2 separate regions of the Homo sapiens genome follow, and region 1 is linked to region 2. Evidence: chromatin contacts called from ENCODE Hi-C data. All regions are on one chromosome and are shown on one strand. The core of a region is the stretch at or near the end of the contact, and the rest is flanking DNA. Distances in the headings are between cores, read along the strand shown.

What was found. Hi-C counts contacts between places; a loop is a spot of excess contacts on that map. Pooled maps may share reads with other maps.
Region 1: a loop to region 2 is called in a map of ascending aorta, with 4 times the contacts of the local background. The contact joins the enhancer-like site here to the promoter of IFFO1 in region 2. A Hi-C loop is called at or near these places in 2 of 168 maps with a recorded cell type or tissue (ascending aorta and sigmoid colon) and 5 of 50 pooled maps.

The regions. Positions count from the first base shown.
Region 1 is chr12:6,214,670-6,221,450 of GRCh38, reverse strand. All of the region lies in intron 1 of CD9 (CD9 molecule), which reads right to left. Among named protein-coding and RNA genes, the nearest start is that of CD9, 18 kb to the right of the region's middle. RefSeq lists silencers at 1,894-2,188, 5,974-6,268 and enhancers at 2,200-3,072, 2,303-3,502, 5,593-6,096, 6,097-6,598, 6,599-6,781. Within about 2 kb of position 5,355, at least 24 of the 41 ENCODE cell types and tissues checked have a DNase peak (open chromatin) inside an H3K27ac peak, as active enhancers do; they include ascending aorta and sigmoid colon, where a contact is called at or near this core.
Region 2 is chr12:6,552,724-6,559,497 of GRCh38, reverse strand. It overlaps IFFO1 (intermediate filament family orphan 1), which reads left to right and starts at 3,456. Exons shown (of 10, transcript NM_001193457.2): 1 at 3,456-4,241. The coding sequence starts at 3,469. NOP2 (NOP2 nucleolar protein) reads left to right here. Exons shown (of 16, transcript NM_001258308.2): 16 at 1,856-2,627. The coding sequence ends at 2,505. RefSeq lists silencers at 3,279-3,438, 3,489-3,728, 3,839-4,018 and enhancers at 4,479-4,979, 4,980-5,480.

The DNA.
Region 1 (6,781 bases), core at 4,106-6,605, 340 kb after region 2:
CAGAGCAGGTTTGATGCGGATGCTGAATGAGACAGTGCCCTGTTCCCAGGGCTCTGGAGAGAGGATGGCAACCTGTAGTATGCCCAGCTGGTCGGGCGGGGATGCGGGGATGCAGGAGAGAGCCCATAGCTTCTACTCCCAGCTCGCGGCCCTGCCCATGGTTTCCTCTTTTGTTTCCAAGAAAAGCCAAATGGAAACATTCTGGTTTTGCTGGGAAAAGCTCCTTTGCTATCTGGCCAAAAAATGGTTCCATCCCTTTGAGAGGGCCGAGAGGAAAAGGGTCATTTTTTCCCATTGTTTTACTGGAAATTTCTTCGTTTCTTCACTGGTGCTAGGCCCTGAGAAAAACATGAGCCAAACCTCAACTGAGCACAGTCTACAAAATACTTGCCTAGCACTTCTCTCCAAACTGTCAAGGTCATGGAAAACAAGGAAAGACAGAAACTGTCACAGCCCAGAGAAGACTGAGGGGGCATGACAACTGTCCTGTGGTGTCCTGGATAGGACCCTGGAACAGAAATAGGACGTTACATGAAAAACTAGTGAAATCCGACTAAGTCCAGAGCTCAGTTAACAGAATGTACCAACGGTGGTTTCCTAGTTGTGACAAATGAAACACAGTAATATGAGATGGTACAATAGGGGAAACTGGGGAGGAGGATGAGGGAATTCTCTACACTATCTCTGCAACTTTTCTGTAGATCTAAAATTATTCTAAAACAAAGTGTATAAAACAATAATAAAGAAGCAGGGGTCTCTCTCTTTCAAAGCTTCCTGTCTCCTTCAAGAACCTGCTCCACTAATTAACCTCTTTCCTGACTATGCAGGTCTGCCTCTGCCACTTTTTTGACCTTTGCGAAGACACAGACAGGTCTCCCTAACCTAAAAATCCAAACAGAAGAAAACCAGAAATAGAACCCTTTTTTTCTTCAACCTCGCAGCTCCTTCAGGGTGCTCTCTGCTTTCCTTTCACCCCTGAGCTGGCGTCTTAACCACCTCCAAGTCCTCACTGGCTCGTCACTGCATCTCTCCCAACCCGAAAGGGGTGGTGAGTCTTAAGACTTTTGCTGAATCCTTATGTCTTGGGATCCCACAGCAGCTGACACCACTGAACCCTGCCTCCTCCTTGTCTGCTCCTTAGATGCAATCTCTCCAAGTTTCCCGAGTTCAGCCTCGTGCATTGTGCCTCTGCTAGTACAAGTCCCTCTTAGAATGCTGTCGTGATCGCCTAAGCCAAGCCTGCTGCTTCCCCACCCATTTCCTCCCATTCCTCCCATGCAAATGGCAAATGCAACCCCTGAGCAAGCCAAGCACGTGAGCAGGCCAGTGTCGCATCCATCCTGTCCTCTCCAGCATCCATGCTCCACACTCTCTGCCCTTCCTCTATCTGGGGTTTGCCTCCCATCTCAGCAGAGCACAAGCTCCTTGAGGTCCAGGGGACCTCTGAGTCATTCTTTTATCTCCTTTGCCCCATCCATGCTTTGGACGGATGGTCATTAGTAAGTAATTACTCCATAAATGAATGACTACTTCAGTGAAAAAGTATTTGAAATCCACCCAGATCTCCTCTCCTGTGTCCTCTTCATTTGGACCAGCTTCCTTTCCCATCAGGCCTTTTATCCAGATCCATCTTCAAATGTCTCACAAGAGTCAGAAACCACAAAGAGGCCAGGCGCAGTGGCTCTTGCCTGTCATCCCAGCACTTTGGGAGGCCGAGGCGGGCGGATCATGAGGTCAGGAGATGGAGACCATCCTGGCTAACATGATGAAACCCTGTCTCTACTAAAAATACAAAAAATTAGCCGGGCGTGGTGGCGGGTGCCTGTAGTACCAGCTACTTGGGAGGCTGAGGCAGGAGAATGGAGTGAACCCGGGAGGCGGAGCTTGCAGTGAGCCGAGATCACGCCACTGTACTCCAGCCTGGGCGACAGAGCAAGACTCCATCTCAAAAGAAAAAAAAAAGAAACCACAAAGAACAATTATTTGCCCAGAGTAAATACTAAGGAAGCCCCATTAAGGTTGGTTGGGGAATATTTGGGGAATGACAACAATTTCCCTTTCTGTTGGTGAAGCATGTCCCAATGTGACTTACAGGCAAATCCTTATACAGACTTTGGAAAACCAAGTTTACAAAAAGCCCATGCAGGCCGGGTGCGGTGGCTCATGCCTGTAATCCCAGCACTTTGGGAGGCCAAGGCAGGCGGATCACTTGAGGTCAGGAGTTTGAGACCAGCCTGGCCAACATGGTGAAACCCCGTCTCTACTAAAACTACAAAAATTAGCCGGGCGTGGTGGTGTGTGCCTGTAGTCCCAATTACTTGGGAGGCTGAGGCAGGAGAATCACTTGAACCCGGGAGCCAGAGGTTGCAATGAGCGGAGATTGAGCCACTGCACTCCAGCCTGGGTGACACAGCGAGACTCCATCTCCAAAAATAAAAACAACAAAAAAACAACCCATGCATTGCTGTCCTCGGTCTTTATCTGCAACTCTGCCAGCACCCCCATCCCTCAAAGAAGTCCAGTCAAACACTCTTATGTTTGACGAACACAGGTAAGCTGGTCACCTGGGGCTTATGTGAGCCTCAGGAGACATGAGAACCCAAGAGTGCCCCAAACTCAGGCCCACAATGAATGGTGTCCTGGTCATCCCTTGCCACACCCACTCACCACTGAGAGCACAATTCACCCAAGGCTCCCACGCAAAGATGAGAATTTCAGTGACTCACACTGCAAAATCTTGCTGCAGGGACAGGTTCAGAAATCTTACACTGAAACACACACCTGGAGTTACAGGAAACATTTCCAATTTCAAAGGAGGATTAAACAAAAAACATCAAAGTGTAACGGAGCTTAGGGGCACCTGGCTGCTCTGGGGACTCTATGCCAAGTGTGCAAAACCAGTTCCAGTTAGAACCTGGGGAGGTTCGTATGTACAGCCTGGCCTCCTGATGGAAATTCTTGAAGTAGGTGTGCTGAAAAAGAGGAGGTAACCCAGAGGAAGAGGAAAAGAGCAGTGGGTTGAACGTGGTTTCAGTGTGGGGGAGGGCATACTGCATGCCACTCCCCGGGTGGGAGAAGCCAAGTTTGCCTATGGGACAAATCCTACTGCAAAGAAAAATCCTTTGTGGTCAAACAAACTGGGTGCTCTTGGCGTGGGCCCCCTTTTCCTCCAGGTCCCATCTTCTGTAATATGTACTGACTGGCCATACACTTTTTTTTTTTTGAGACAGGGTCTCACTCTGTCACCCAGGCTGGAGTGCAGTGGTATGACCATGGCTCACTGCAGCCTCGACCTCTCTAGGCTCAGATGATCCTCCCACCTCAGCCTCCTGAGTAGCTGGGACTACAGGTGTGCACCACCACGCCCAGCTAATTTTTAAAAATTATTTGTAGAGATGAAGTTTCCCCATGTTGTCCAGGCTGGTCTCGAACTCCTGGGCTCAGGAGATCCACCCAGCTTGGCCTCTCAAAGTGCTGGGATTACAAGCATGAGCCACTGTACCCAGCCCATTTTTTAAAAAGGACAAAATATTTGTTATGCTTCCTCTATTCAGCTGCCTTGGAAAGCCCAGAAAGTGGAGAGCAGATCATTGCTCACAGTGATTTCTTGCTGAGGATGCCTTGGCCTTGAGGTGGCCATATCTACCACTTTGGGAGGGGTTGGAGGTGGGCAGTGGTGAGTGGATGGAGTCCAGGAAGGAGGGAGAACTTTCTTCCCAACTTCCCATTGTCCTCCTGGAAAAGCAATGGCTACTTGGTTACTCTGCTGAGCCCATGGTCAAAATGATACACAATTTTCAACAAGGGACAGGTGGCTTAATAGAAAGAATAGTGAGCTGCTGCCTGCACAGCTGTGCCACCTAGGGCCTGCTTCTTTATGGGGTGGGCATCAGAATCATCTGGGAAAATACTTGTTTTTTTGAGACAGGTCTCAATCTGTCACCCAGGCTGGAGTACAGTGGCACAATCTTGGCTCACTGCAACCTCTGCTTCCCGGGCTCAAGCGATCCTCCTACTTCAGTCTCTCAAGTAGCTGGCACCACAGGTGGAAGCCACCATACATGGCTAATTTTTTTTTTTCTTATTTTTTTTGTAGAGACAGGGTTTCACCGTGTTGCTCAGGCTGGTCTTGAACTCCTGAGCTCAAGCAATCCACCCACCTTGGCCTCCCAAAGCTTGGGATTACAGGTGTGAGCCATGGCACCCAGCCTACCTGGGGGATTTCTAAACATGCACCTGCCTCAGCAATCCCAGGGGACTCTTTGTGCTCCCAGGGATTCTATTGCACGCCTCTGTTGAGAATGACTGGACTGTGATGGATATAAACTTGGGCTCTAATTCTGGCACTGCTACCTAGGAGCTCTCTGACACTACACACTTTCCTCAGCTTCTCTGAACGTTACAGTCCTCGTTTGTGGAAAAAAAACAGTATGATACCTGTCCTGCCTTCAACGTAGGTTGAAGGAGAGGATTAAATAAAGTGATGCATGTAAAACATTCTGAAAACTGTGAAGTGTTACAGCCAGCCGGATTCCATAGGGAAAAAAAATGACAATAATAATAAACCCTGAGAAAGACGTGAGGTGACACTGGGTCAATTCATGGGCCCTCTGTGGACGGCTGTTGTGTCCTCCTGTGATCGGAGAAGGCGGCTGGGTGGCAGCGGGGGAATTTAGGACACTGGGGTTCTGTTTCCTGGTTTGTGTGGGAGTCTGTGTGAGCGCTGGGTAGTGGAGGAAAATGGATAAACTTATCTGCTTCACACCTGCAAACTGCCATCCAGAGCTCCACTAAGACTGGATGGGAATGGCCAAAGGAAAGTGGGGAAGGAAGGCTAAAGGGAGACTGTTGGCTCAGATTTTAGGCTTCTGTCCTTCCTTGGATCACAAACTGCTTCCGTGGGCAAATTAACCCTGCTGAAAGGAGTTATTACAGCAGCAGATAACAGAGAGAGAGGGGATTTTCCTGGGTTGGGCAGGAGAGGAAACCTTGGCCTCTTTATCACCCTCCTTCAATAAGATGCTTGTCAGCCCTGGTTTTTGTTTTTGTCATCTACTAAACTTGGGAGAGCATTAGTCATAGTTGTCCATAGCACCCAGGAAGTAAGCAACACACCAAATACTGGGGATGCAAGTTTCCCACACCAGCAGTTTTCCAGGCCCCAAAATACCAGTCACGCTTTAAGAAAGCCACAGAAGTGGAGATAGGCCCTCCCTCTTCGCACAGACTTCAACATTTAAAAACAAGTCAGGCCACCCAGACCTGTGGGCTCTGGGCCTCGCCCATCTCCATGGCAACCCTTGGCTCACTACTGCATGCCAAGCCTTGGATGGGCTGATTCACTCCTCAGGAAGCCGGGCCAGGCAGTGCCAGCAAGAACAAACAGGATCCCGATGCCCACAGCCTCCTCCAACCCTCTCTGTGTCCTCCTCTCCCACCTCCAAATGAAGGCTGGGGCTGTTGTCTTTGGAAGGGCAAAGCCACTTGGGCAGGACTAGAGGCTTTGGGGTGCTCCCTTATCCAGCTCCACCACACAGTAAACACCGGGAACAAGAAAACCAAAACTCCGCTGTAATCAGCAGAAGAAATTGCCACGACTTGCTCTCCTTAAGCGTCCCAACTAAACTACTGTAATAGCTCATGGCGGAATTTCTAGATGACAACAGGGCATATTACTAACTTTAGTTTTACTACAGCCAAGTTGAAAAGCCCCAGAGATCACAGCCCTAGAGAACCAGAACTCCCTTTTGTAGGTATGACTGGTTGGTCAGGCGCATCCTGGGGGCCATCTCTCCTCTCCAGACAACTTCTGCTCTTGGGACTTCTACCGAGCCACTGTCTGAAGGCAGTGCTCAAACCTTCAGAAATTCTTATCTTCAAAGGCAACCCAGGAAACTCTTCTCTATGCCAGTCCAGCAGCTCTCGAAATGACCCCAGACCAGCAGCAGGATGACCCAGGAACCTGGACATGCAAATTCGCAGTTCCCTCCTAGACTCACTCAGTGAAACTGGAGTGGGACTGGGCCGGCACTCTGTTTTCCAACACCTCCCCAGGTGACTCTCATCACGCTCAAGTTTAAGAACCACTACTCTAGGCCTTCATTTACACACCAATAATCAGGAAGGACAGAGAAAAGCTCTCTCTGGGGGTTCTGAATCCAGAGAATAGCTTTCTAAATGCCAGTGCCGAAAAGCCTGAAGGCATGGATGGGAGGTGTGAGCTTCCTCTGAGCTGGAGGTGCTTTGTGTGTGTTAGGGAGAGCTCACTGCCCAGCCCCACGAGGGAGCAGGACTGGCACCTACTACTTTACACTCCGATCTGGAGAGTGGGGCATTTGGGGGCTCAAATGCTTTGACCAGCACTGTGAGCCACGGGGAGGGAACCTGGGGTCACCCTGGAAATGCGGCATTGTGACCATTAAGGGTGAGGATGCAGAGAGGTGGGAAGGCAGGAAGAGGTAAGAAAGGAGAGAGAACGGCTGGACAACTCTGTGCTGAACCCACTGAGCCAGGAAGTCATGGTAAAGGGCTCAAGTTGGAACCTGCGTTTGGCTCCCAAATGCACATCCACCACCCAGGCCCTGCCTGCGTGAACTCTCCTCTGGTAACAGGCCCTGGTGACTCAGTGGGCCCGTGAGAGGCTCCCACAACCTGCAGCAGGGCACTCCTGGTAAGAACCTCCCCCCTGAATTCTGCAGCCGGCTGTGCTCCCTAGGCCAGCTCGCTGTTATGCATGAGACTGGACTTCTCCTCAAACCTCCCCGAACTCTAGAAAAACAAT
Region 2 (6,774 bases), core at 2,207-4,706:
TCCCAGCACTCACCTGAGGTCAGGAATTCGACACGGTGAAACCCTGTCTCTACTAAAAATATAAGAATTAGCTGGGTGTGGCCAGGCACGGTGGCTCACGCCTGTAATCCCAGCACTTTGGGAGGCCAAGACGGGTGGATCACGAGGTCAGGAGATCGAGACCATCCTGGCTAACACAGTGAAACCCCCATCTCTACTAAAAATATAAAAAATTAGCTGAGCTTGGTGGTGGGCGCCTGTAGTCCCAGCTACTCGGGAGGCTGAGGCAGGAGAATGGCATGAACCCGGGAGGCGGAGCTTGCAGTGAGCTGAGATTGTGCCACTGCACTCCAGCCTGGGCGACAGAGTGAGACTCCGTCTCCAAAAAAAAAAATTAGCTAGGTGTGGTGGTACGTGCCTGTAGTCCCAACTACTCAGGAGGCTGAGGCAGGAGAATCACTTGAACCTGGGAGGTGGAGGTTGCAGTAAGCCGAGATCACGCTATTGCATTTCAGCCTGGGCAACGAGCAAAACTCCATCTCAAAAAAAAGGAATAGTAAAATTTGCTATAACTTAAAAAGTACATATTTTAATTATCCCGCACTTCATCACAATTCACATGGAAAGAAACTTCTCTGATTTAAAAAATAAATAGGCCAGGTGTGGTGATGGCTCATGCCTATAAATCCCAGTACTTTGGGAGGCTGAGGTGGGAAGATTGCTTAAGACCACGAGTTTGAGACCTGTCTGGGCAACAAAGGGAGACAGTAGTTCCAGCTACTCTGGAGGCTGAGGTAGGAGGATCCCTTGAGCCCCAGGAGTTTGAGGTTGCAGTGAGCTATGATGGCACCACTGTACTCCAGCCTGGGCAACACAGTGAGACTCTACCTCAAAAAAAAAAAAAAAAAGATAAATAAAGCCTAGTGCTTCAAATTCATTTAGAAGACCCTGCGAGGCCGGGCGTGGTGGCTCGCGCCTGTAACCCCAGCACTTTGGGTGGCTGAGGCAGGTGGATCACCTGAGGTCAGGAGTTCAAGACCAGCTGGTCAACATGGTGAAACCTCATCTCTACTAAAAATACAAAAATTAGCCGGACATGGTGGCGCACGGTTGTGATTGTCCGGAGGCTGAGGCAGGAGAATTGCTTGAACCCAGGAGGCAGAGGTTGCAGTGAGCCGAGATCACACCACTGCACTCCAGCCTGGGTGACAGAGTGAGATTCCATCTCAAAAAAAGAAAAAAAAAACCCCAAAACCCTGAGAATCACCTCTTCCTTACAGCATCTTGTTACTTCCTGTCCTCAAGAGGGCGCAGCTTCCTGTAGAAACCTTTTGGCCCAAGGATAGGCAGTGATTTTTTTTTTTTTTTTTTTTTTTTTGAGACGGTGTCTTGCTTTGTCGCTCAGGCTGGACTGCAGTGGTGCAATCTCAGCTCATTGCAACCTCCACCTTCCAGGTTCAAGCGATTCTTGTGCCTCAGACTCCCAAGTAGCTAGGATTACAGGTGTGTACCACCATCCCTGGCTAATTTTTGTATTTTTAGTAGAGATGGTTTCACCATGTGGGCTAGGCTGGTCTTGAACTCCTGGCCTCAAGCAATCCACTTGCCTTGGCCTCCCAAAGTGCTGGAATTACAGGTGTGAGCCACCACGCCTGGCCTATAGGCAGTGATCTTTTAATACAAGGTTCAACTAGGACTTGAGTAAAGGCCAAGTTATATTAAGTAATGGGAATTTAGGTAATCTGCTCTTAGGCACTGACCTAATTGTGTGGAGCTCCTGCCCAGGAAATGGCAATTCTCATATTTTAATATGAGAATATTAAAATATGGTGATAAGGCCCATTTTCTGACACCATCTGTTTAATTTTAACCCCAGGAAATTCTGAAACAGCCACACCTACAAATGTAGACTTGCCTCAGGTCATCCCCAAGTCTGAGAACAGCAGCCAGCCAGCCAAGAAAGCCAAGGGGGCTGCAAAGACAAAGCAGCAGCTGCAGAAACAGCAACATCCCAAGAAGGCCTCCTTCCAGAAGCTGAATGGCATCTCCAAAGGGGCAGACTCAGAATTGTCCACTGTACCTTCTGTCACAAAGACCCAAGCTTCCTCCAGCTTCCAGGATAGCAGTCAGCCAGCTGGAAAAGCCGAAGGGATCAGGGAGCCAAAGGTGACTGGGAAGCTAAAGCAACGATCACCTAAATTACAGTCCTCCAAGAAAGTTGCTTTCCTCAGGCAGAATGCCCCTCCCAAGGGCACAGACACACAAACACCGGCTGTGTTATCCCCATCCAAGACTCAGGCCACCCTGAAACCTAAGGACCATCATCAGCCCCTTGGAAGGGCCAAGGGGGTTGAGAAGCAGCAGTTGCCAGAGCAGCCTTTTGAGAAAGCTGCCTTCCAGAAACAGAATGATACCCCCAAGGGGCCTCAGCCTCCCACTGTGTCTCCCATCCGTTCCAGCCGCCCCCCACCAGCAAAGAGGAAGAAATCTCAGTCCAGGGGCAACAGCCAGCTGCTGCTATCTTAGATGGTTGAAAACTAGACGGGTGGCTCACTGCCATTGTCACCAGGTTGGAACTCTTGCCTCTGTGAGGATGCCTTCTCTACTGTGCATACCCATGAAATTTAATACACATTTTAAAACCTCTGGCCACTGAGTATTTTTGAGGGAACTGGGTGCTGCCTTTGCCGCTTTAAGGGTAAAGATGGGAGGTGGGACTGGGATCTTCTGAGGAGAGGGAATGGTTGGGTGCTACTGAGAAATAAGGTCAGTTTTAGGCTCCTGCATCCTTGGGTTTTCCCAGGAAGGGAAAGCCCTGGAGTCAGAGCTAGGGGTGATTGAACTCCGGGGAGAGGAGGGCAATAGAAGTGTAGGGGAAGGCGGGGCACACTAGCTCATGCCTGTAATCCCAGCACTTTCTGGGAGGCCAAGGCGGGTGGATCACCTGAGGTCAGGTGTTCGAGACCAGCCTGGCTAACATGGCGAAACCTCGTCTCTACTAAAAATACAAAAAATCAGCCGGGTGTGGTGGCGGGTGCCTGTAATCCCAGCTACTCGGGAGACTGAAGCAGGAGAATCGCTTGAACCTGGGAGGCTGAGGTTGCAGTGAGCCAAGATCGCGCCACTGCACTCCAGCCCGGGCGACAGTGAGACTCGGTCTCAAAAAAAAAAAAAGTCGTGTAGGGGAGATGGGCTTGCCACCAGAACCCATGGGGTACTGGAGGTCCTGGGCTTTACGCCACCCCGGCTGGAGTCCAGGCGGTGGCTCCCCTCATCACAGGGCTCGGCCTCAGACCCGGAAAGGTCCAGGGTCCGGCCTCCAATTGGAGCCTGTCATTGGCTTCCCCTCGGCCCGCCCCCTGACCTCTGCCCCGCTGCCGAGCCGCCTGATTGGTCGGCTCTGTCCCGCCGGCGCCGCATTGGCTCTTCTGGCTCGCCTTCCATCCCTGCTCCTGCACCGGTCTGCATCTCCCAGCAGAAGGCGCAGCCATGAATCCGTTATTCGGCCCCAACCTCTTCCTCCTGCAGCAGGAGCAGCAGGGCCTGGCCGGGCCACTGGGGGACTCACTGGGAGGCGACCACTTCGCCGGGGGAGGAGACTTGCCCCCGGCGCCTCTCTCGCCGGCCGGCCCTGCTGCCTACTCGCCGCCCGGGCCGGGCCCGGCCCCGCCTGCCGCCATGGCCCTCCGCAATGACCTGGGCTCCAACATCAACGTGCTCAAGACCCTGAACCTCCGGTTCCGCTGCTTCCTGGCCAAGGTGCATGAGCTGGAGCGCCGGAACCGGCTGTTGGAGAAGCAACTGCAGCAAGCGCTGGAGGAGGGTAAGCAGGGCCGGCGGGGCCTGGGTCGTCGCGACCAGGCAGTGCAGACCGGCTTCGTCAGCCCCATCCGGCCCCTGGGGCTGCAGCTGGGCGCCCGGCCGGCCGCTGTCTGCAGCCCTTCGGCGCGCGTGCTGGGCTCGCCCGCGCGCTCCCCGGCCGGCCCCCTCGCGCCCTCCGCGGCCAGCCTCTCGTCGTCCTCCACCTCCACCTCCACCACCTATTCCTCGTCGGCCCGCTTCATGCCCGGCACCATCTGGTCGTTCTCGCACGCCCGCCGGCTCGGGCCGGGACTGGAGCCCACTCTGGTGCAAGGGCCTGGCTTGTCGTGGGTGCACCCGGATGGGGTGGGCGTCCAGATCGACACCATCACGCCCGAGATCCGCGCTCTCTACAACGTGCTGGCCAAAGTGAAGCGGGAGCGGGACGAGTACAAGCGGAGGTAGGGATTGGGAAAGGGGGACAGGTCTCTCTGTGTCATACCACTCACAACGGGCCGCGAGTTGGTGTGGGTTCCGAAGAATCAGGGGTGAAAAGAATGAGAGTAAAGTTTGTGCTGTGTAATGAGGAGCTTGGAAGCAATTGGATGCAGGGAGACTAGAATCCGCAGAGAATGCAGAAGCCCTGCTCGTGACAGGAAGAAGGACGCTGGGAGCGGAACACGGGGGGATTCCTACTTTTCCGGCTTGTCTCTGCCATCCAGGCTTAACTGCGGGTTTTGTGCGGTGTGAAAGGGACTGGGGCTCTGCCCTACCGGTCTCAGCCCTGGGGCAGGTTAGGGATATAAACTTCAAAAGTAGGAGGCAAGGATATAGCGTAAATTTGGGAGACTAAATTGAGTGAAACTGGAAGGGGCTGGTGAGGGAGGGGCTGTACCTTGCAACGAGTGATTCTTTCACACCCCAAGGTTTCCCAAAGAATATTGATGGAAACCAGGTACCTGCTGTGGTTTCATAGGAAAAGCTCCGGGACCTCAAGCCATTGCTTGAGTAGGTCAACAAACTGGGAAAAGAAAGAGTGAAGGGAATTCACTAGGGTGAGGGTGGAGAGCAGGGCTGACAGGGGAATCTTGGCAGTATAAAGCGCCAGTGGGGAGGGAGAGTGGAGAGCCAGCAGGGGACTGAGCAGGGAGAAGCTGGGATATGGGCCCTCCCTAGGACCGCGAGGCCGCGGGGCGGGCCCGGTGCATTCTGTGGATGAAGATTTGGCTGTCTGAGAGGAGCCCGGCCCCAAGGGGCAAGGGAAAGGGATGTGATGCCAGGAGTGCTGGCTGTATACCAAGTGGATTCCTTAGATGGCTGATAACCAAGCCGATAGGACAGGAGTGAGAGCAGAGGTAGTGTCTTGCAGACTCCAACCCAAGCCTTGAGGAGGGAGCGGGTGACTGACAGGCTTTGGTTTGGCGGCCTCCCCTCTCATCTCAGCTATTATGACCCCTTGTGGGCGGGCCTGGGAACTACCTATGCAGCCCAGTGTGGCGGAGATTCAGCACTGGGTGAGGATTGGCCGAATGTTCTAGGAAATGACCGCTGGGTCTAGGGGCGACCTTCAGGGATCTCCACCCTGCTGGAGTTTACCAGATCACAGATCAGCAGGCTTTCTTTTTTTTTTTTTCCCATAAATGATAATATTTTATTATAGAAAAAGCATCCCAAATACAGGATTTCGTAAACACTGGTAGGTGAACAAGTGCAATTTTAGAAGTAAATGCAAAGTAAAGAGGCAAAACCTACAAGCATTTTGCCTTCAGAAGAAGATGTAGTGTTCTCCTGCACTAGTGATCCCACCCAGAACACAAATGTGGCTCTGTCTCCCGTGAAAGCATCAGATTTGCTTTCTGAGCTCAGTATGCCCATTTCAATAATTGCAAAGTGATGGCAAGAAGTGGCGTTGAACACATGACTACAGACCCTTGACTTAAAATATTGAGACAGGGACTTGCTCTGTCATCCGGGCTGGAGTGCAGTAGCGTCATCACAGCTCACTGCAGCCTCATCCTCCTGGGCTCAAGCAATCATCCTGCCTCAGCCTCTTGAGTAGCTGGGACTACAGGTGTGCACTACCATGTCCATGCCTGGCTATTTTTTTTTTTTCTTTTTGCGTTGTCCAGGCCAGTCTCAAACTCCTGACCTGATCAGCAGGCTTTCTGAGCTTGAGTCCTGTCCTCGTGCTGGCTTCCTTAGTTGTGGTCCATGTTATGTGTCCTTGGGAGTTTCAGTTGTCCTGAAATCATCGTTCTGCCACCCAGAACCAGCCTGCTCTGCCCCTGCAGGAGTTAACTACGCGCTCAGCAGTGGCACAGGCACAGTTCTGGAATACATCCATAACCACAGGAACAACTGCTGTTCTCAGGAGCATTTTTTTTTTAAACTGAAGGAGCGTTTGTCCTTGGTCCAGCTGTCCAGGACAGGAAGGAGTTATTCCTTGGGGACTGATTAGCTCATCGCTCTGCAGCACGCTGCTGTGTAGAGAGCCTTAGCTGGATTCGGATGGTGCGTGATACTGGCAGTGACTCTTCTTCCTCCCTAGATTCCCTGCCCTCATTCTGGTCTCTTTATAGCAACACTGTAACTCCTGTCTTCTGCCTGGAAGGCCTGGGATGGCTTGAGCGCTACACTGGGAGGTAGCTAAAGGCCTCCTGCGTTCTATTTTCAGCTCCCCTGCCTTGTGCGTGACCTTTTTTTGAGCCCCCATTTTCCCAACATAGGAATGGTCCCTGCTTTCTCTCTTCAACCCAGGGATACAGTTTTTTGGAAGAGAGATATTTGGTCCATGCAGAACACATGGATATCGCTCTCAAATTCTGCCCATGTTAAGGGAACCTTATAAGTGAGACCAGATGGAAATGGAGGTGAAAATGAACCTGTCTGTGTGAAGTCTGGCCAAAGAACAAATAGAACTGTAGTGGGCTTCCAGATGATTCATTTGTAGATTTTTTTTACCCTGTAAGATTTCCTTAGGCTTAACCTTTAGCT